Regions from separate parts of the Homo sapiens genome. Here region 2 is linked to region 1. A link is an interaction called in ENCODE POLR2A ChIA-PET data of the cell type or tissue named here. Cell type or tissue: K562. All regions are shown on one strand. Each heading gives the region's core, and the rest is flanking DNA. Links, peaks and the distances in the headings are about the cores only. Region 1 overlaps PRDX1 (peroxiredoxin 1). Region 2 holds the start of LURAP1 (leucine rich adaptor protein 1).

What was found. ChIA-PET counts read pairs that join two places held together with the same protein. Peaks named below come from ENCODE experiments on the same cell type or tissue, not always from the same donor. Only the 100,000 strongest peaks of a DNase experiment are listed, where the experiment ranks them.
Region 2: POLR2A ChIA-PET joins it to region 1 with 5 read pairs; 3 of 35 experiments call an interaction of 5 or more read pairs at or near these places.

The regions. Positions count from the first base shown.
Region 1 is chr1:45,511,456-45,518,490 of GRCh38, reverse strand. PRDX1 (peroxiredoxin 1) reads left to right here. Exons shown (of 6, transcript NM_181697.3): 3 at 2,684-2,837; 4 at 3,496-3,618; 5 at 3,854-3,984. It overlaps MMACHC (metabolism of cobalamin associated C), which reads right to left. Exons shown (of 4, transcript NM_015506.3): 4 at 5,109-7,035. Among named protein-coding and RNA genes, the nearest start is that of PRDX1, 6.9 kb to the left of the region's middle. In K562, for the core only: no CTCF peak of the experiment used is centred there; no DNase peak of the experiment used is centred there.
Region 2 is chr1:46,201,101-46,216,597 of GRCh38, reverse strand. LURAP1 (leucine rich adaptor protein 1) reads right to left here and starts at 13,264. Exons shown (of 2, transcript NM_001013615.3): 1 at 12,974-13,264. The coding sequence starts at 13,171. It also overlaps a transcript of POMGNT1 not described here. RefSeq lists a silencer at 13,224-13,343. In K562, for the core only: no CTCF peak of the experiment used is centred there; DNase peaks (open chromatin) are centred at 12,940, 13,257 and 13,622; H3K4me3 peaks cover 1,075 bases.

The sequences.
Region 1 (7,035 bases), core at 106-2,605:
TTTTTTTTTTTTTTTTTTTTTTTGAGATGGAGTTTTGCTCTTGTTGCCCAGGCTAGAGTGCAATGGCGTGATCTCGGCTCACCACAACCTCCACTGCCCAGGTTCAAGCAATTCTCCTGCCTCAGCCTCCCGAGTAGCTGGGATTACAGGCATGCGCCATCATGCCTGGCTAATTTTTTTTTGTATTTTTAGTAGAGACGGGGTTTCTCCATGGTGGTCAGGCTGGTCTCGAACTCCTGACCTCAGATGATCCGCCCACCTCGGCGTCCCAAAATGCTGGGATTACAGGCATGAGCCACCACGCCTGGCTTAATTTTTGTACTTTTTGTAGAGCTGGGCGCCATGTTGCCCAGGCTGGTCTCCAACTCCTGGGCTCAAGCCCTCTGCCTGCCCTAGCCTTTCAAAGTGCTGGGATAACAGGTGTGAGCCACTGCCTCTGGCCCTCCTCTATTTTATTATTGGAGAAATACTCATTATCTCTTGTTATAAGAGACATTCTACATTTAAAGTCTCAGAGCTCACTCAAATCTCTGGAGCTGTGACACTGCTCGTTCAGTTTGTTTGGGTCACGTATATATCACAGCTGTTAATATTAGGCTGAGGGCTAGGCACTTTCCCTTGCCTGTTTTGACCCCGGAGGAGAGTTGATATTACAGATGGAACAACTCTCCTTTCTGTTGTCATAGTTTTTTTTTTTTTTTTTTTTTTTGAGACGGAGTCTCGCTTTGTCGCCCAGGCTAGAGTGCAGTGGTGCGATCTCAGCTCACTGCAAGCTCCGCCTTCTGGGTTCATGCCATTCTCAGGCCTCAGCCTCTTGAGTAGCTGGGACTACAGGCGCCCGCAACCATGCTTGGCTAATTTTTTTGTATTTTTAGTAGAGACGGGGTTTCACCATGTTTGCCAGGATGGTCTCGATCTCCTGACCTTGTGATCCGCCTGCCTTGGCCTCCCAAAGTTCTGGGATTACAGGCGTGAGCCACTGCGCCCGGCCTCTGTTGTCATAGTTTCATGCAGACACTTGGCAAGTTCTGTTGAGGCTCCTCCTTTCTTTACCTTGTAGTTCCAGAGCAGCTCGATCTCCTGGGACAGTTGAGGATATAGATTCCTTAGAATGCTAACCTGAAACTCAGGTGTCAAGTGTCCTTTTCTCAGTGGTGTAGCATTAGTCCCTGGAGTTAGTTTTTGGTAGAACATTTGACTAGGTTTCCTGACATAATCACACTTTGTTCTTGGGGCTTCTCCCAGCAAACAAGGTAAGTTGCACCATAGGGAGGTGACCTGGGCCCAGGGGTATAAGCAGGAGGTCTAGGAGGAGCTGTTCTCTGCCCTCCAGAGCTTGACCTGCTGAGGCCCCAAAGTGCTTGTTAGGCAAAGCTGGAAGGGTTGTTTAGATGAGTTAGTTTCCAGTGATACTGCAAAGTGGTAAATGTCAAAAAGGGCTGCTTGTTTGGCTTTTTTTTTTTTTTTTTGAGGTGGAATTTTGATCTTGTCGCACAGGCTGTAGTGCAGTGGCATGATCTCAGGTCACTGCGACCTCCATCTCCCCGGTTCAAGTGATTCTCCTGGCTCAGCCTCCCCAGTAGCTGAGATTTCAGGCCCCCGCTGTCACACCCAGCTAATTTTTGTATTTTTAGTAGAGACATGTTTTACCATGTTGGTCAGCCTGGTCTTGAACTCCTGACCTCAGGTGATCCACCCGCCTCGGCCTCCCAAACTGCCTCCCAAACTGCTGGGATTACAGACGTCAGCCACCATGCCACCACACCCAGCCTGTTTGACTTTTCAAACATTGCTGCTACCTGGAAATGAGTGAATATTTGGAATTGTTCTAGTATTTAAGCCTGGTGGGTGTGGCGAGAAGGCTGCCTGGCCAGTTTGAAGATCTGTTATTTCAGTGGTTAATCCCAGTGACTTCATTAAAATTGCAGCTAGAAGTTCTGTTACTCACTAGTACTTTTGTCTTTTCTGTCTCTCTCTGTCTCCCTCTTTCTCTCTCTCTCTCTGTGTATATGTATATATATATTTCTGTTGTTTTGAGACAGTCTTGCTGTGTTGCCCAGGCTGGCCTCAAACTCCTGGGGTCAAGGGATCCTCCCACCTCAGCCTCCCAAGTAGCTGGGACTACAGACACGCACCACTGTGCCTGGCTTAAAATTTTTCCTGTCCTGTCAGGCACGTTAGGAACACATGTGATCACTTAAACCATGCTTGTTCCATTACTATGGTTCATCACGGGAGAAGTGCAAAGGCTGTGACTTCTTATTGGTGTCTTATCTCTACAGCAGAGGAGTACTGCAATTCAGCTTTCTCTGGGTATTGTTAAGCATTGGCATTAGGCCATGCTTATAAGTGCATCCTTGCTTTTGCTATCTTTGGAGAACTTGGTGTTTATGTTAATTTTAGCCACTCAGAAAAGATCAAAATTAGACTGAACAGTGTTTACTCTGTATTGGTAGCTATGACATGGAGGCAGGAGAATAAAGTATGGGATTGGAAGTTTTTTTCATTCAGGTATTCCTAATGCACCAGGTTCTAAAAGTAGCTTCTAGGAGACATCTGTATTGAGCATCTTGGCAGTTAGTGGTTATTGTGTCAGCCATCAACTTGCTTCTTTTTGTATAGGAAAATATAAAGCAAGGAAGTCTGTGTCAAATGCTAACCATGACTCCGATTTTCCCCCCAGGAAAATATGTTGTGTTCTTCTTTTACCCTCTTGACTTCACCTTTGTGTGCCCCACGGAGATCATTGCTTTCAGTGATAGGGCAGAAGAATTTAAGAAACTCAACTGCCAAGTGATTGGTGCTTCTGTGGATTCTCACTTCTGTCATCTAGCATGGTAAATCTCTTGGTCTATTTGGCATGTGAACTTTTTTTTTTTTTTTTTTTTTTTTGAGATGGAGTCTTGCTTTGTCGCCCAGGCTGGAGTGCAGTGGTGTGATCTCCGCTCACTTCAAGCTCTGCCTCCCAGTTTCACGCCATTCTCCTGCCTCAGCCTCCTGAGTAGCTGGGACTACAGGCGCCTGCCACCATACCTGGCTAATTTTTTGTATTTTCAGTAGAGACGGTGTTTCACCGTGTTAGTCAGGATGTTCTTGATCTCCTGACCTCGTGATCTGCCCACCTCAGCCTCCCAAAGTGCTGGGATTACAGGTGTGAGCCACTGCACCTGGCTGGCATGTGAACTTTTAAAACAGCAACTGGGAAGCTTTGGCAATAGACTTTCAAGTATTGCCTTCTCATTGAAGGGAGTGCAAAGTCTGACTTTCTCTTATTGCTCTCATGACCTGGCAGCAGAGAAGAAGCAGCTTCAATTGCAGTTGAGTGTACCCTAGTGACCTACCTTAACTGTTCTCAGCATTCACTTTATTGCTGGAAAACGGAAAAAAAACAGTCTTTTTGGAAAGTTAGATTAGGAATATGGGAAAGGGGAAAGAGGAATGCGTACAGTCAAGTCAAGAGTTTGAATGTAACTGTATGTTTGCCTTTTGCCATAGGGTCAATACACCTAAGAAACAAGGAGGACTGGGACCCATGAACATTCCTTTGGTATCAGACCCGAAGCGCACCATTGCTCAGGATTATGGGGTCTTAAAGGCTGATGAAGGCATCTCGTTCAGGTATGTCATCAGGACAAGTATCCAGTTGGCTGAAAGCCTTTTATTTGGAGAGATCTAGAGCCCTGATCTGTAGAGACTCCTTGTCATTTCATTCCTTTATGCAGGGGCCTCCTCACTAAGGCCAGGCCAGTAGGAGTGTGGAGACCAGTCCATTTCCTTCAGGCTTCAAGCCTCTGTATTCTAACAAAGCACATCTCTAAACCTGTATTGCTTTTCCTTTCATCTCTTTTCCCAGGGGCCTTTTTATCATTGATGATAAGGGTATTCTTCGGCAGATCACTGTAAATGACCTCCCTGTTGGCCGCTCTGTGGATGAGACTTTGAGACTAGTTCAGGCCTTCCAGTTCACTGACAAACATGGGGAAGGTAAGCCATCTGTCTGATAACAGGACAACAGAGTGGTGGTATGAAGGGGTGGGTTGCCCCTTCACACCTGTGGGTGTTTCTCGTTAGGTGGAATGAGAGACTTGGAAAAAGACACGTAGACAAAGTATAGAGAAAGAAATAAGGGGGCCCAGGGGACCAGTGTTCAGCATACAGAGGATCCCGCCGGCCTCTGAGTTCCCTTAGTATTTATTGATCATTCTTGGGTGTTTCTCGGAGAGGGGGATGTGGCAGGGTCATAGGATAATAGTGGAGAGAAGGTCAGCAGATAAACACGTGAACAAAGGTCTCTGCATCATGAACAAGGTAAAGAATTAAGTGCTGTGCTTTAGATGTGCATACACATAAACATCTCAATGCCTTAAAGAGCAGTATTGCTGCCCGCATGTCCCACCTCCACCCCTGAGGCGGTTTTCCCCTGTCTCAGTAGATGGAACATACAATTGGGTTTTACACTGAGACATTCCATTGCCCAGGGACTGGCTGGAGACAGATGCCTTCCTCTTGTCTCAACTGCAAAGAGGCGTTCCTTCCTCTTTTACTAATCCTCCTTAGCACAGGGTGTCAGGCTGGGGGACCCCGGTCAGGTCTTTCCCTTCCCACGAGGCCATATTTCAGACTATCACATGGGGAGAAACCTTGGACAATACCTGGGTTTCCTAGGCAGAGGTCCCTGTGGCCTTCCGCAGTGTTTGTGTCCCCGGATACTTGAGATTAGGGAGTGGTGATGACTCTTAAAACGAGCATGCTGCCTTCAAGCATTTGTTTTAACAAAGCATATCTTGCACAGCCCTTAATCCATTTAACCCTGAGTTGACACAGCACATGTTTCAGGGAGCACAGGGTTGGGGATAAGGTTACAGATTAACAGCATCTCAAGGCAGAAGAATTTTTCTTAGTACAGAACAAAATGGAGTCTCCTCTGTCTACTTCTTTCTACACAGAGACAGTAACAATCTGATCTCTCTTTTCCCCACAGTGGTAGAATGGGAAAGATAGTAGGAACAGAAGCTACCAAATAAGAAAATGGGTATCTCTCTTCATAAATTGAAGCCCCTGGATTACAGTGTGTTGTGAGGGTGAGGGTAATGGAAAAGCTTGGGAAGGAGAATATAAAGGCTTTTTATTCAAAGTATACATACTCCTCTCTTCTGTCCTGCTCATTTAGAATCAGTCACTCCCAAAGATCTAACTTACTGAATGTAGGATGATCTCACAGATGTATTAGGGCAAAACAAAATGGTTGGGAATCACCTCTAGAGATAAAGCATGCCATTTTTTAAATAACTTTATTGAGAGAAGAGGTTAATCCATATAGTTCATATTTTTATTTATTTATTTATTTTTTGCAAGATGGAGTCTTGCTCTGTTGCCCAGGCTGGAGTGCAGTGGCGCAGTCTTGGCTCACTGCAACCTCCGCCTCCCCTGAGCCATTGCGCCCAGCCCAGACTAGCTTTCTAAGGCCTATTTCAGCTCTGATCTTGTAATTTAAAGGAAATGAAGTTATTAGAGTCTGGATTAGTGGTGTATGTTTGGGAAGACCCAAAGGTGCTAGCTTGGCTAGCACCAAGTAATCTTTTTACAGGGATTAGAGTCTGATTATATAGGGATCAGTGAGCACTGATAACCAAGAGGTACCCTTTGCAGAAGGATGTGTGGGCAGTTAGCCTGGACAGATGACACATGGCTCAGCTGACACCTGCTGAGACTGCCCCCTTGTGGGAGATGAGGTTCAGCATTAAGAAGGAGGCAGCAGTGGCAAAGTAGGCCCTTTAACTGGACTTTCCTAGGAACCTACATATAGGTTAGTCTCCTGAACCCAGGCTTTCATAACTCAGAAGCTTGCTTCTTCAGACTCTGTTGGTCTCTGCTGCTTCCCATCCCACTGGAACATGTACAGCCTCTTAAATAGGTACCATTTAAGAGCCAATGAATGCCAAACACTTTTTTTTTTTGAGACAGAGTCTTGTTTTGTCGCCCAGACTGGAGTGCAGTGGTGTGATCTCAGCTCACTGCAGCCTCCACCTCCTGGGTTCAAGTGATTCTCTTGCCTCAGCCTCCTGAGTAGCTAGGACTACAGGGGTCCACCACCACGCCCCACTATTTTTGTATAGTCCCAGCTACTCGGGAGGCTGAGGCAGGAGAATGGCATGAACCCCGGAGGTGGAGCTTGCAGTGAGCTGAGATCGCGCCACTGCACTCCAGCCTGGGCGACAATGTGAGACTGTCTCAAAAATTAGCCAGGTGTGGTGGTGGGCGCCTGTAATCCTAGCTATTTGGGAGGCTGATGCAGGAGAATCGCTTGAACCCGGGAGACCGAGGTTGCAGTGAGACGGAGGTGGAGATTGCGCCACCGTACTCCAGCCTGGGCAACAGAGGGAGACTCCATCTCAAAAAAAAAAAAAAAAAAAAAAAAAAAGAAAAATAAGAGATTAGTCCCCTTGCCTCATTTTCTTCAGGCTAGCCTGAGGCACATTCTTAGGCATTGTCAGGAAAAGGTTGAAGGCTGTGCTTTCTGTATAAATCTATGAAAAATTTCAAACTCTGCCTTTTGCTTACCAAGGGGTAGATGGCAGTTACTTAATGAAACAAGCGGGGGCTTCTGTTAAGTTCTTGATCCTTTATAAGGTTCAGGCTATCCAGTTTGGTAGAGTTAGAAGAATGCTGAGAAGGCAGACTGAGTTTGCTGTCTTCAGAGCTCTGAAGGGCTGTCAGAAACAGTTTAGTGTTAAGGGTTTACATAGTCCTATGTGTGTCGTTTATTTAGCTTTTTTTTCCCCTTAAGGATTAGAGAGTGTTGGCAAATTATTTAAACTTTGCCTTTTTTTGTGGAAAATTTAAATTTCAAGTGCTACATGAATAAATTAGGCATGATAGTATCTTAAGGCTGTGGTGATGATTATATGTTTGTAAAATGGTTAGCTCATACTAAAAGGGTGAATGATCTAAGACTGATTGCAGGGGTAGGTTTCCTGGTATCTGAGTGTTCAGGTGCAGAACTGGTTTTGTCCATAGGAGAATGGTGGTGCATAC
Region 2 (15,497 bases), core at 11,909-14,408, 690 kb before region 1:
GGCCAAGAGAGGAGGATCACTTGAGTCTAGGAGTTTGAGATCAGCCTAGGTAACAGAGTGAGACACTGTCTCTACAAAAAATTTAAAAATTAGTCAGGTGTGGTGGTATGTGCCTGTAGACCCAGCTCCTCGGGAGGCTGAGGTGAGAGGATTGCTTGAGCCTGGGGGGTCAAGGCTGCAGTGATCCATGGTGGTGCCACTGCACCCAGCCTGGGTGACAGAATGAGATTTCTCTCAAATAAGATAAAATAGGGCCGAGCGTGGTGGCTCATGCCTGTAATCCCAGCACTTTGGGAGGCCGAGGCGGGTGGATCACGAGGTCAGGAGATAGAGACCATCCTGGCTAACACGGTGAAACCCCGTCTCTACTAAAAATACAAAAAATTAGCTGGGCGAGGTGGCGGGCGCCTGTAGTCTCAGCTACTCGGGAGGTTGAGGCAGGAGAATGGCGTGAACCTGGGGGGCGGAGCCTGCAGTGAGCCGAGATCGCGCCACTGCACTCCAGCCTGGGCAACAGCGAGACTCCGTCACAAAAAAAAAAAAAAAAAAAAAAAGATAAAATAAAAGTTGAAATTATTTTTAAAAAGTTATTAATCTTTCCTCACACTATTGATAGTTTGGCAGGATATAGAATTCCAGGTTGAAAATAATTCTTCCTCAGGGGTTAAGGCATTGTTCCATTGTCGTATTTTATTTTTGAGACAGGGTCTTACTCTATAGCCCAGGCTGGAGTGCAGTGGTGGCACAATCATGGTTGACTACAGCCTTGATCCCCTGAGCTCAAGCAACCCTCCTGCCTCAGCCTCCTAAGTAGCTGGACTACAGGCATGTACCTACACCTGGCTAATTTTTAAATTTTTTTTTGTAGATGGGGTCTCACTATGTTGCCCAGGCTGGTCTCAAACTCCTGAGCTCAAGGGATCTGCCCATCTTGGCCTCCCAGAGTGCTGGGATTAGAGGCATGTGCCATGGCACCCAGCCTCCATGTCTTTTAATTTTCAGTGTTAGCCTTTAAAAATCTAATGCCATTCCAATCCCTGATCCTTTGTATGTGACCCTTTTCCCATTCTTGCTGAAAGCTTTTAGGATCTTCTCTTTGTTCCCAGTGTTCTGTTTTTACAGCAATTTGCCATGGTGTGGGTTATTTTCATCTATTGAGTTAGCCACTTGATGGGCCTTTTCAATCTGGAAACTGACGTTCTTCAGTTCTGGGAGATTTTTTAAAATTATTTCTTTGATGATTATCCTCCAGTATTTTTCTGTTCTTTCTGGGAATCCTATTACTTGGACAGAGGGTGTCCTGAACTGATGATCCTCTATGTTTTTGTTTTTGTTTTTTTCACTCTTGCATCTCTTTTTTTTTTTTTTTTTTGAGACAGAGTTTTGTTGTGTCGCCCAGGCTAGAGTGCAATGGTGCGATCTTGGCTTACTGCAAGCTCCACCTCCCGGGTTCACGCCATTCTCCTGCCTCAGCCTCCCAAGCAGCTGGGACTACAGGTGCCCACCACCACACCCGGCTAATTTTTTGTATCTTTAGTACAGACAGGGTTTCACCATGTTAGCCAGGATGGTTTCAATCTCCTGACCTTGTGATCCACCTGCCTTGGCCTCTCAAAGTGCTGGGATTACAGGCGTGAGCCACAGCACCCAGTCACATCTATTTCTATACTTGCTCTAGTTTCTGAAATATTTCAACTTGATCAACTCCTCTTTTTTTTTTTTTTTTTTTTGAGATGGAGTCTCACTCTTGTCCCCCAGGCTGGAGTGCAATGGCGCACATCTTGGCTCACTGCAGCCTCTGCCTCTCGGGTTCAAGTGATTCTCATGACTCAGGCTCCCAAGTAACTGGAATTACAGGTGTCTGCCACCACATCTGGCTGATTTTTGTATTTTTAGTAGAGATGGGGTTTCACCATGTTGGTCAGGCTGCTATTGAACTCCTGACCTCAGGTGATCCACTGCCTTGGCCTCCCAAGTGCTGGGATTACAGGCATGAGCCACCACACCTGGCCTATTATCAACTCTTTGGTTTTTCTTTTTTCTTTTCCCCGCCATGATGTGTTTATTTCCAAGTGCTGTTTCTAGTTCTCTGAATGTTTACCTTTTTACACCTTCTTGTTTTTGTTCATGGCTACAGTATTATCTTTTATCTCTTTAAGGATATGCTTAATGATTTTTATAAGTTCGTATCTCTCTGTATTATCTCCATTTCATTCAAGTTGCTTTTTCTTTTCCTTTTTTTTTTTCTTTTTGAGACAGAATGTCATTCTGTCACCCAGGCTGGAGTGCAGTGGCACGATCTCGGCTCACTGCAACCTCTACCTCCCAGGTTCAAGCGATTCTCATGCCTCAACCTTCTGAATAGCTGGGATTACAGGTGCCCGCTACCACAACCAGCTAATTTTTGTATTTTCAGTAGGGATGGGGTTTCATCATGTTGGCCAGGCTGGTCTCAAATTCCTGACCTCAAGTGATCATCCAGCCTCGGCCTTCCAAAGTATTGGGATTACAGGCCTGAGCCACCATGCCCGGCCTCAAGTTGCTTTTTCCTATTTATTTAGGTCTATATAGAGGGTCAGATGTCTATCATCTTTAACTGCTGCTCACCCTTCAGAGTGGATCTCTACAATGACTAGAAACCGTGTATGTATGAAGCTTGCCAACTCTGAGCCTCACTACAGGATGATCTGATTGGGCTGTTTAATTGGAGGTCTAAAGTCTGTATCTTTTTTTTTTTTCTTGAGTTAATCATATTCCCCATATTATACCACTCTAGAGAGTATAACGTAAGCAAGGCTGTCAGTATCCTAGGAGCCAAGTAGGGGTAAAGGCTTGGAGAGGTATTTCATGATATTTAGTACTTTTTAAAGTTTTTGTAGAGACAAAGTCTCGCTACGTTGTCCAGGCTGGAGTGCAGTGGCATGATCATAGCTCACTGTAGCCTCAAACTCCCAGGCTCAAACTCCTCACCTCAGCCTCCCAGAGTGCTGTGATTACAGGCGTAAGCCATTGTGCCTGGCCGTATTTAGTGTATTTTTATTTAGTCCCTCTTGTCCTCAACTATGCTCAGTGTCTTTTAATCTAGAGACCTTCTGTTCTATTCTCCATATATAAAGTCATTTGTCACGTAACAATGGGGATATGCTTAGAGAAATACACCAGCAGGAGGTTTTACTGCCGTGCAAATATGACAGGGTAAATGCACAAACTAGATGACATTTTAAAAAATTTATATACTTTTTAAAATATGGAAAACAAAATGTCCCAGCACAATTACTGAATATCAATCCCTACTTGATCTGCTATGCCAATATCAAGTGCCATATATCATATTTGTGTATATGCTGTGTTATAATCTTATGAAATCACTATGGTATATGCTGTTCATCGAAACATCGTATGTTTTGGTCGTATGATGACTGAAACATCATATAAATATTTGTGTATGTGTACACACTTATATACACATAAATGTTTATATATATGTGCATATATACACACATGATAAATGTTTATTTGACATATGTAGTCTATCATTGATCAAAATGTTTATATGGTAATCCCAGCACTTTGGGAAGCTGAGGAGGACAGATCACTAGAGGTCAGGAGATCGAGACCATCCTGGCTAACACGGTGAAACCCCGTCTCTACTAAAAATTACAAAAAAAATTTTTGCCAGGTGTGGTGGTGGACACCTGTAGTCCCAGCTACTCAGGAGGCTGAGGCAAGAGAATGGTGTGAACTCGGGAGGTGGAGCTTGCAGTGAGCTGGGATCATGCCACTGCACTCCAGCCTGGGCGACAGAGCGAGACTCTGTCTCAAAAAAATAAAATAAAATAAAATAAAATAAAAAATTAGCCAAGCATGGTGGCTCTTGCCTGTAATCCCAGCTACTCGGGAGGCTCAGGCAGGAGAATCACTTGAACCCGGGAGGCAGAGGTTACAGTGAGCTGAGATGGTGCCACTGTACTATAGCTTGGGTGACAGAGCGAGACTCTGATTCAAAAAAAAAAATTTGGCCGGGTGCAGTGGCTCACGCCTGTAATCCCAGCACTTTGGGAGGCCAAGGCGGGCGGATCACGAGGTCAGGAGATCAAGACCATCCTGGCTAACACGGTGAAACCCCGTCTCTGTTAAAAATACAAAAAAATTCGCTGGGCGTGGCAGTGTACGCCTGTAGTCCCAGCTGCTGGGGAGGCTGAGGCAGGAGAATGGCATGAACCCGGGAGGCGGAGCTTGCAGTGAGCTGAGATCGCGCCACTGCACTCCAGCCTGGATGACATAGCAAGACTCCGTCTCAAAAAAAAAAAAAAAAATTTACATGGTTGTTTATGTTATACATGGTCTGACATTGACCAAAACGTCATTATGTGTGTATGTGTATTTACATATACAGGTCAGATCCCGCAGGTCACACAAACACAGTAAATGTTTTTTGTATTTGAAAAATGTTTATTGAATTATTCAGGAAATAACTGCTTTATTCACATCTATGATAAACCAGAGTAAGACCATGCATTAATATTTGTACATTGAGGCCAGGTGTGGTAGCTCACTCCTGTAATCCCGGCACTTTGGGAGGTCGAGGTGGGAAGATCACCTGAGATCAGGAATTTGAGACCAGCCTGGCCAACATGGTGAAACCCCGTCTCTAATAAAAATACAAAAATTGGCCAGGCGTTGTGGCGCACGCCTGTAAGCCCAGCTACTCAGGAGGCTGAGGCAGGAGAATCACTTGAACCGAGGCAGAGGTTGTAGTGAGCCGAGATCACACCACTGCACTCCAGCTTGGGCAACAGAGCAAGACTCCGTCTCAAAAAAATATATATATATATTTGTACATTGAGAAAATTAGACACTGGAATTAAATGGACCTAGATTTGAGTTCCAGTTTTGCCATTAATGAGCCATATGAAATTAAAATTGATTTCTTTAAACCTTCATTTCTTTATTATAATATGAGGTACTATCTAAAGGTTTGTCATGAGACATCGAAGGAACATATTAACATGCATAGCATACCATCTGACAAGTATAATACTGTAAATCAATAAATGGTAGGCTATTTGGCTCTACATATTACTATGGTCGACTTATTTACTAGTTGTGATATTACTGTGTGTGTGTGTGTGTGTGTGTGTGTGTGTGTGTGTGTGTGCAGGTTTTCATCCAGTTTTTGGCTCATAAGCCCCATAGCCATTGTTACAGTGTTTGTTATAATGCTGGGGCACTCAGAAATAGGCTTCAGGAAACAGTCTCTTTCTGACCTTCTCCTGCTCTCCTCTCACCTTCCCAGAGTAGAACTCTAATCTGATTGTGGGTCATAAGACCCTCATTCCAGAGAAGGTCCTGACTCATACCCTGGAGGAAGGAATGCCGCAGAGAGAGGCCAATAAGAATCTAAACAGACAGGCTTTGCTGGGTTTTGATCAGACCCTTTTTGTCCAATAACATTTTGATATGGTTGTCCATGTTTCAATCGTGGACAACCAATAAAGTCTCTTTAAAAGGCCCAAAGGACCAGGCACAGTGGCTTAAGCCTGTAATCCCAACACTCTAGGGGACTGAGGTGGGAGGATCGCTTGATCCCAGGAGTTCAAGACCAGCCTGGGCAACACAGGGAAACCCTGTCTCTACCAAAAAAAAAAAAAAAAAATTAGGTGAGTGTGGTATTGCACACCTGTAGTGCCAGCTACTTAGGAGGCTGAACTGGGAGGATTGATTGAGCCAGAGAAGTACAGGCTGCAGTGAGCTGTGATTGAGCCACTGTACTCCAACCTGGGCAACAGAACCAGACCTTGTCTCAAAAAATAAAAAAAGGTCCCCACAACAGGATTCAGAGAGCGTCCAAGTAGCTGAACAGATGGAGGGTGGTGCACCCAGGGAGAGCACAGAAGTTCCGCACCCCTTCCCGTATGCCTTGCCCCATGCATCTCTTCATCTATATCCTTTGTAATATCCTTATAATAAACCAGTAAATGTGTTTCCCTGAGTTCTGTGAGCCACACCAGCAAACCAATCAAACCCAAGGAGGGGGTCATAGGAACCCCAATTTGAAGCTGGTTGGTCAGAAGGTCAGGAGGCCCAGATTTACGACTAGTGTCTGAAGAGGGGGACAGTCTTGGGGACTGAGCCCTCAACCTGTGGGATGTGACACTGTCTCCAGGTAGACAGAGTTGAAATTAAATTAGTAGACACCCAGCTGGTATCTGCTGCAGAACTGATTGCTTGCTTGCTGGTGGGAAGAAATCCTCATATATTTTGGGGTCTTCTGTATTAATGATTATTGTTGTGTTGCATTAAGTGAAAAAATTAAAAAAACACACACACACAGTTTAGGGTTTTCTAAACACTATGGCAAAAGCATAGAAAAAAATTTTATACCTGAAATTATTTGTGTTTTTGGAAGAATATCACAACTCTAATTCAATTGAACAAATGACTATTGGGTACATGGATTTGCTAATAATTACAAAGATAATGGAGAAATTGTTCCTGCTTAATAGAAGCTTGCAGTCTCAATAAGGGGAGATGAACATAAATAACTGCAATATCAGACTGTACAGACTATTAACTTGATAAAGGAGATTATCTTCAATTATTTCATCCTGGAGACAAATATATGAACAGTGAAGACAACTGTCCTAGTCCATGACCAAACTAAATACATTAAACAAAGCTCCTCATACTAAAAACACTTGTCCTGCTGTTTTCCCCTCCCTCCTTTCCTTCCTTTCTGCCTCCCTCCATCCCTCCCTTCCTTCCTCTTTCCAAAATTTACATCTACAGCCGTGCATGGTGGCTCATGCTTGTAATCCCAGCACTTTGGGAGGCTGAGGCAAGTGGATTACCCGAGGTCAGGAGTTCAAGACCAGCCTGGCCAACATGGCAAAACCCCGTCTCTACTAAAAATACAAAAATTAGCTGTGTGGTGGCGGGTGCATGTAATCCCAGCTACTCGGGAGGCTGAGGCTGCAGTGAGCTGAGATTGGGCCACTGCACTCTAGCCTGGGCAACAGAGCGAGACTCCATCTCAAAAAAAAAAAAAGAAAAAAAAAAAGAAAACAACAACAGAACTTACATCTCCAGTCTTCTGCTAGATAAAGAATTAGGTGGCACCTGGTTGCACAGTTAGGGAGGGGATCTTAGAATATGACTTTTAAACATTCAACCAGCCCTTTTGTTTTCAGCCCCACTTGTGCCCCCAGTTCCAGAAATACCTGGTGCTTCCAACCCCTAAGACCTTTAAGGGTTTTTGCAGTATAAAATGTGTTGCTTTGGCAGGGGGCGGTGGCTCTGTAATCCCAGCACTTTGGGAGGCCAAGGCGGATGGATCACCTGAGTTCGGGAGTTCGAGACCAGCCTGACCAACATGGAGCAACCCCATCTCTACGAAAAATACAAAATTAGCTGGGCATGGTGTCACATGCCTGTAATCCCAGCTACTTGGGAAGCTGAGGCAGGAGAATTGCTTGAATCCAGGAGGCGGAGGTTGCGGTGAGCCAAGATTGCGCCATTGCACTCCAGCCTGGGCAACAAGAGCAAAACTCTATCCCCCACAAAATAAAAAAGTGTTGCTTTTCAGCTTTCCCCACTGCTGGCTCGGGACTGAGCATTTTTTAGGTCTGAGTTAGTTACCACTCTTCCTTCTGAATTTCAGTTTCCAAAATTTTGTTCCTATTACCTTGTCTCTTATTCTCATTGTCATAACGGCTTCATGCCTTTTATTTATTTTATTTATTTATTTTTCTCTTTTTGAGACAGAGTTTTGCACAGTCGTCCAGGCTGGAGTGCAGTGGCACGATCTTGGCTCATTGCAACCTCCGCCTCCAGGGTTCAAGCGATTTTCCTGCCTCAGCTTCCCTAGTAGCTGGGATTACAGGTGCACCACCACGTCCAGCTAATTTTTGTATTTTTAGTAGAGATGGGGTTTCACCATGTTGGTCAGGCTGGTCTCGAACTCCTGACCTCAGGTGATCCGCCCGCCTCGGCCTCCCAAAATGCTGGGATTACAGGCATGAGCCACCGTGCCGGCCCTCAATCTGGTATCTTGAACTGGAATTCCCACTGACTTTATTCATTCTTCAAGCCCCAGCTCAAATGTCACCTCCTCGAGGAAGTCTTCCTTGCCCTTCCTCGAGATGGAATTAATCCATTCAGTTATGGAACCAATATTTATTGTTTCTTATTGGTGTGGCACTATGTTCGATGAAGAAAGAAAAGGCATCATTTCTTACCTTCAGAAGGTTCATAATCTAGTGGGTAAGATAAGACAATGAAGCAAGCACTTAAAATTCAGTGTGGTTGGCTTGGCATTGTGGCTCAGCCTGCAATCCCAGAACTTCGGGAGGCTGACACAAACGGACTGCTTGAGGCCAGGAGTTTGAGACTGGCCTGGGCAACATAGCAAGACCCTGTCTCTATTAAAAAAATAAATAAGGCTGGTGGGGTGGCTCACACCTGTAATCCCAGCACTTTGGGAGGCCAAAGCAGGCAGATCACTTGAGGCCAGGAGTTCAAGACCAGCCTGGCCAACGTGGTGAAACCCCATCTCTACTAAAAATACAAAAATTAACTAGGCGGGTGCCTGTAATCCCAGCTACTCAGGAAGCTGAGGCAGGAGAATCGCTTGAACCCGGGAGGCAGAGGTTGCAGTGAGCCGAGATCACGCCATTGCACTCCAGCCTGGACGCCAAGAACGAAACTCCGTGTCAAAAAAAATAATGATAATAAATAAATAATTTAAAAATGAAAAGTTCAGGCCAGGTGCAGTGGCTCATGCCTGTAATCCCAGCACTTTGGGAGGCCGAGGCAGGCAGATCACGAGGTCAGGAGATCGAGACCATCCTGGCTAACATGGTGAAACCCCGTCTCTACTAAAAATACAAAAAATTAGCTGGGTGTGTTTGCAGGTGCCTGTAGTCCCAGCTACTCGGGAGGCTGAGGCAGGAGAATGGGCTGAACCCAGGAGGCGGAGCTTGCAGTGAGCCGAGATCGCACCACTGCACTCCAGCCTGGGCGACAGAGCGAGACTCCATCTCAAAAAAAAAAAAGAAAGAAAGAAAGAAAGAAAAGTTCAGTGTGGCAAACGCTAGTGGAAACAACTGCTATACAGAGGACTGTAGATACCTAGAGGGCCATAACCTAACCAGGTCAGGAAATGCTTCCTAGGATAAGGGACATGAGCTGAAAATTTAAGGTTAAGAAGGACTCAGCTAGGATGGGCGCAGTGGCTCACACCTGTAATCCCAGCACTTTGGGAGGCTGAGGCAGAAGATCACTTGAGGTCAGGACTTCGAAACCAGCCTGGCCAACATGGCAAAATCCCGTCTCTACTAAAAATACAAAAGCTAGCTAGGTGTGGTGGCACATGCCCATAGTCCCAGCTACTCAGGAAGCTGAGGCAGGAGAACCGCTTGAGCTTGGAAGGCAGAGGTTGCAGTGAACCGACATTGTACCATTGCACTCCAGCCTGGGTGATGGGAGTGAAACCCTGTGTCAAAAAAAAAAAAATAGAAGGACTCAGCCAGACAAAGAGGTGGAGAGAAGCATTTCAAGCAGAGGAAACAGCCTGTGCCTCCTTCCAATTTGAAATCGACTTTCTAGAGCACAAACCCAACCACATCACTCTACAGTGAAGACTCTTCCAGGAGGCCCTTCCTGGGTTCTACCAGCACTTATCATCCTGTACTAGAAATGTTCTTCTGTCTCCTCCTTCCCTAACCAGACTGTGAGCTCCCTGAGAGCAGATCCTGCCCAATCCATTTCTGGTGCTTGGCCCAGTGCTAAGGAGGTCACATTCAGTTCTGTGATTCTCTTGCCTTTACTATCCTTGACCCCTTTGATGGTTCCCAGGATTCAGGGGTCTGGGTTGTAGTGTGTTGCTGGGAAATAAATCTGAGAGCAGATTCTATAATCCTGTGGCAGTGGGATTCCCTGACTGTGACAGCATCACTCCCAGAATAGAAGAAAGCAAGGTTTTCTTGCCAGAAAAAGAAACACTCTTTTCACACCATCTCTTGAAGAAAATAGAGTATAGGATAAACAGCTCAGGAGAGATGCAGCCTCAGAGGCGACTCCAAACCCAATTCTCCTTCCAAGGAGATTCAGGCTCCCTACTCCTCTCCTTAACATCTACATACCAGACTCTCTGCCCAGCGCTGGGGTCCTGTATGGTTTCCTCATTGCTCAATATAAATCAGGCCCTAGGGTAAAAGCCTGGAAATCCCAGTCCGAGCTCCCAGAGCGGGGACTATCAGAATATTGTTACTATAAAGGTTCTTAACAATCATCTGGTTTCACAGTCCCCATCTCCCTCTACCCCCTCCACCAAAAGGAGGAAAAACTGAGGCCAGGAGAGAGACAGAGTGCTGCTCAAGACCACAAAACGTTTCAGAAGCAGAGCCAAGACTTGAACCCGTGCATTCTTCCTTGCCTAAAGCTTTTTCTCAAACTGCCTCTGTGGAGGTGGGTTGTCATAGCAACAGTTCTTTGGGTGGGAGAACTAAGAAGAAGTTGCCACTGTTTCCCATTCCCACATATCCCAGTCTGGCTTGTTCACTCAACCTTTGAATGGAGGGTAGAGGAAGAAAGCAGGAGGGACGAGGCCTAGAGGCAGGACTGACCTTGGCCTCAAGGGTAGGCCTTCCCCCTTTGTGCAAGGAGAGCTGGGAGAGGAACAATTGAAGGACAGTCCTTAGAGGGCTTGAACCAGTCCTGCCTTCAGTAGCCCGAAGGCAAATCCCTTGCCCCACCCCTTGTCCTTCCTGGGTGCAACCCAGTAGGCAGGGCAGAGCACAAGAAGAGATTAATATTAATAACATCCTGGCCTGAGGAAGGAGAAAAAATAGGATGGGGATCTCTCCTCATTCTGGCCCCAGAAGGCTCCCTCCCTTGTGCCCTTTCTCGGGCAGCCTCAGGCCCCAGGCAAGCTGGGTCAAGAATACAGAGAGACAAAATCAAAAGTTAAATGCAGCCCCTTAAAGTTTACAGATAGTTTCCACCAAGGCAGAGAAGAGAGCCAGAGACTGGGCGTGGCTCTTCCACTGACTCCCTATGTGAGTTCAGAATCTGCAAGCACGTTTTATCTGTAAGATGGGAGAAATGATGACCAGTTTTCTCATTTCAATGACATAAAATGTTCAGACTATCTGGCACAAAGCAGGTCTCAAAGTAAAGATGCAAAGTGCAGTCAGATGATCTGGGTTCAAATCATGGCCCTGCTTTTTGCGTGATGTTGGGCAGTTATTAAACTCCCTGTGCCTCTGTTTTCTTTTCTTTTCTCCTCCCTCCCTCCCTTCCTCCCTTCCTCCCCTTCTTCCCCTTCTTTTTTTGAGACAGGGTCTAGCTCTGAGCTCTGTCACCCAGGCTGGAGTGCAGTGGTGCGATTTCAGCTCACTGCAACCTCCTCTTCCTGGGCTCAAGTGATCCTCCTGCCTCTGCCTCCAGAGTAGCTAGGACTACAGGCACACACCACAACACCCATCTAATTTTTGTATTTTTTGTAGAGACAGGGTCTTGCTTTGTTGCCCAGGCTGGTCTCAAACTCCTGGGCTCAAGCGATCTGCCTGCCTCGGCCTCCCAAAGTGCTGGGATTACAGGCGTGAGCCACCATGCCCACCCTGTGCCTCAGTTTCTCCATCTATAAAATATCACTTAACAGGGTTACTGTGGAGATGAAGAGAGCATCATGTAAAGTGCTCAGCAAGCTGCCTGGCACATGCACTGGGTGAAAGTTTTCAAAGCAAGTAGACAGTCTAGATAGGCTCTTACTAGGCCTTGAGCTAAAGTTTGTACAGTGAGGCAAAGGCAAGCCCCCGCTTAGGTGGGTACAGTCACAGCCTTGCTCTGGAGAATTGGGCACTCACCTCCAACCTTCAAGGCCAAGTGCACACTTGGCATTCAAGTCCTTCTCCCAGGGGGCCTTTCCTGACTGCTCCACCCACCAGACTCTCTTCCCAGCCTCTCAGCTCAGGCGTCGGAGCCCTGGCTGGTCTCAGAGCCCCCATGATTTCCTTCCCCTTCTCCTTCACAGACCAGCTTGGCACAGGCTGGGCACACAGGAAGACTTTAGCTGACGTACTCACTGTGGGCTCCTGGTTGTGAGCCAGGAAGCCGATGGCAATTCCTCAGTTCCCCAGAACTGGCTGCAAAGTAGTGGCAGGTGTAAATCACCCACTTCACCGGAATCAGGGCCCTGGGGAACCTGCCAGGGCCTCGGCTGCCCTTTTGGCTCTGAATCTAGACCAGCAGCAATAGAGAAAGGGGAGGGTTGCTGTTTCCTCTTCTCCCCAAGAATGTACAGATGAGATCCAAATATCCAGTTTACCTGGAAGACTGGCTGGGAGGAGACTGAGTCTGAGGCGAGGGAATCAGCACCAGTGGTGCTGCTACTCTCTGTCCCTGCTATGGGTCTAGGAACTTTCCATTATTTTAAGTAGGGCTGGGGGATGTAGAGGAAACGGAGAAGGTTTTCAGTGCCCCTGGTCCAGGTAGTTTTCAGCAGATAGGCCCCTTTACCCACTTCTTTTCTGTGCGGAACACTGCGGCCTCACAGGAACTTAAACCCTTTCCCGGTTAGCAGAAGGAGAAAAAACCGGTTGCCTTACAACGGGGACTGGCGGGGAATAGGTGGCCCATACAGGCGGGGGGAATTTGTGCTGCGTTGGGTTCTCAGTACTTCCCAGTCCTCATCTCTCTCCTCCCAATTATTTGGCAGGAATAACTTCCAAAACCCACTGCTCCCAACCCAAGTCCTCAGGACCATCAACACCCCACTCACTCTTGGGGGACAAGTAATGGACGTCACTCCATCTCCACCCCAGCGTTTACGGATTGATCTGGGAGGGATTCTGAGCAGTTAGGTGGAGAGTTTTAACTACCTCCTCTCCAGCTTAACTCTGGGAGCATGAGTTCGTCCCTCCCGGCCCTACACTAGGGACTCGTCCCCTTGGCCCATGGATTCAGCACTCACCAGCTCCATCTTCAGCGCCATGATCTTGTCCCCCAAGTCGTGGCCGGTGCTAGACGCCCCTGGGAGCAGCAGGGCGCCAGAGGTTCCCAGCTCACACTCGCCTCGCAGCCCGCGGAGCAGCCCTTCAGGGGTCTTCCTGCCCACCTTACCCTCCACATCCCGCAGGTCAGGCGTCTGGGACTCCACGGTCCCCTCCATGCGGGCCCAAGCCTGAAAAGGGCTGGGCGACCGGACGCCGGGGACCGGCTCCCGGGGGTCCTCCCTTCGCCGCTGCTAAAGCGGAGCAAAACCGGTGGGTCCCCGCCCGCGCGGCGCGGGGGCGGGAGGAGGGCGCCGTAACACTCAGAAAAGCCGCGCAGCACCGTCTGTGGATGTATTCGAGTGCTGCGCACACAACCTCTGGCCCTGGATTGCGTGGGGCTGGGCGATTCTGGAGTTGGACCTGAAAGAGCACTCGGAGACCTCAGCGCCTTCGCCCCACCCTGGCACTGAATCCAGCCAGGCACACAGCAGGCGCCCAATACATGTTTGCAGAATGAAGTCTAAGCAGCTTCAGTCAGAGATGTGGGAGTTTAAGGAACAGCGGTAACAGAGAGCTGCAGAGGGCTTGGAAGTCTTCCTGGAGCAGAGGAATTGGGTATAAAACGATGACTGGATTTTAGCTAGACACACACACACACACACACACACACACACACACACACCACCCCCCCCCCCCAGGGGCTAGAATTCAGGCTAACGGAGTAGAAAAGGGCAACCAGTACTGAAGCTGAAGAGGTCCACGTTGGGCTTACAAGCAAGATGCTCCTTAAGCTTGACTGTGCGTATGAATTATCTGCGGATCTTGTTAAAATGTAGGTTCTGATTTTGTAAATCTGGGGTGGGGCTTGAGATCCTGCATTTTTTTTTTTTTTTTTTTTTTTTTTTTGAGACAGAGTCTCGCTCTGTCGCCCAGGATGTAGCGTGGTGGCGCGATCTTGGCTCACTACAAACCTCTGCCTCCCTGGGTTCAAGCAATTCTCCTGCCTCTGCCTCCTGAGTAGCTGGGATTACAGGCATGCGCCACCATGCCCAGCTAATATTTTTGTATTTTTAGTAGAGACAGGGTTTCACCATGTTGGCCAGGCTGGTCTTGAACTCCTGACTTCAAGTGATCCGCCTGCCTTGGCCTCCCAAAGTGCTGGGATTACAGGTGTGAGCCACTGCGCCCAGCCAAGATCCTGCATTTCTAATAAGCTCCCAGGTGATGGCCATGCTGCTGGTCCACACTTCAAGTAATAAGGGACCACACTTTGAGTAACAAGGTTACAGAAAATGGTTCTGAGATGTTTGGGTTTTATTTAACAGGTAATGAACAGCCATGAAAACTCTGGTTTGTTTAGGCTTTTAATTCAAGTAATTCCAGCCCATGGTTGCAGAAGGATTTACAATGAGAAGATAGTTACCCCTACCCTACCCTTTCACACCTCTAGGCCCACTCCCAATTGGCAAAAAATAACTTTTAGTTTTTTTTTTTCTTTTGGTGTTCATACCCATAACGTTATTGTTTAGAGTTAACTAAAAGTGGTTGCCAATTGGGAGTGGGCCTAGAGGTGTGAAAGGGTAGGGTAGGAGTAACTATCCTCTTATTGTAAATCCTACCACTATTTTTTCTTTTTTAGAGACAGGGTCTTCCTACATTGCCCAGGCTGGACTCAAACTCCTGGGCTCAAGCAATCCTCCTGCCTCCCAAGCAGCTGTGACTACAGGAGTATGCCACCATGCCCAGCCACACTACTTCTCAATTTTAAACATTCATCTGCTGTTTATTGTCCTATTCAGATAAATATGGATATATGGGTTTAACTCACACTCTGTAGTTCCTTTCCCCCATTGGCAATATATATTTCTTTTCTTTTCTTTCTTTTTTCTTTTTTTTTTTTTTTTTGAGATGGAGTCTCACTCTGTCGCCCAGGCTGGAGTGCAGTGGCACGATCTTGACTCACTGCAACCTGCCCTCCTGGGTTCAAGCGATTCTCCTGCCTCAGCCTCCTGAGTAGCTGGGATTACAGGCACGTGCCACCATGCCCGACTAATTTTTGTATTTTTAGTAGAGACGGGGGTTTCACCATGTTGGTCAGGCTGGTCTCGAACTCTTGACCTCGTGATCTGCCTGCCTCAGCCTCCCAAAGTGCTGGGATTACAGGTGTGAGCCACTGCGCCCGGCCTGGCACTACATATTTCTATCACTCTTTTTAGTTCATCTAAGGTTACCTTTGTAATTAACTTTTTTTAAAATTTAGATAGAGTCTCGCTATGTTGCCCAGGCTGGTCTCGAACTCCTGGCCTCAAGCAATCCTCCCACCTTAGCCTCCCAAAGTGCTGGGATTACAGGCATGAGCCACCATGCCTGGCCTACCTTTATAATTTTAAGTAACATCATTTTCCTTGGTACTTTTTGATCCATGGAAGGGTTTTAAGTTAGAGATAGACAAAACATTTGTCTTTTTTTTTTGAGACAGAGTCCGGCTCTGTTGCCCAGGCT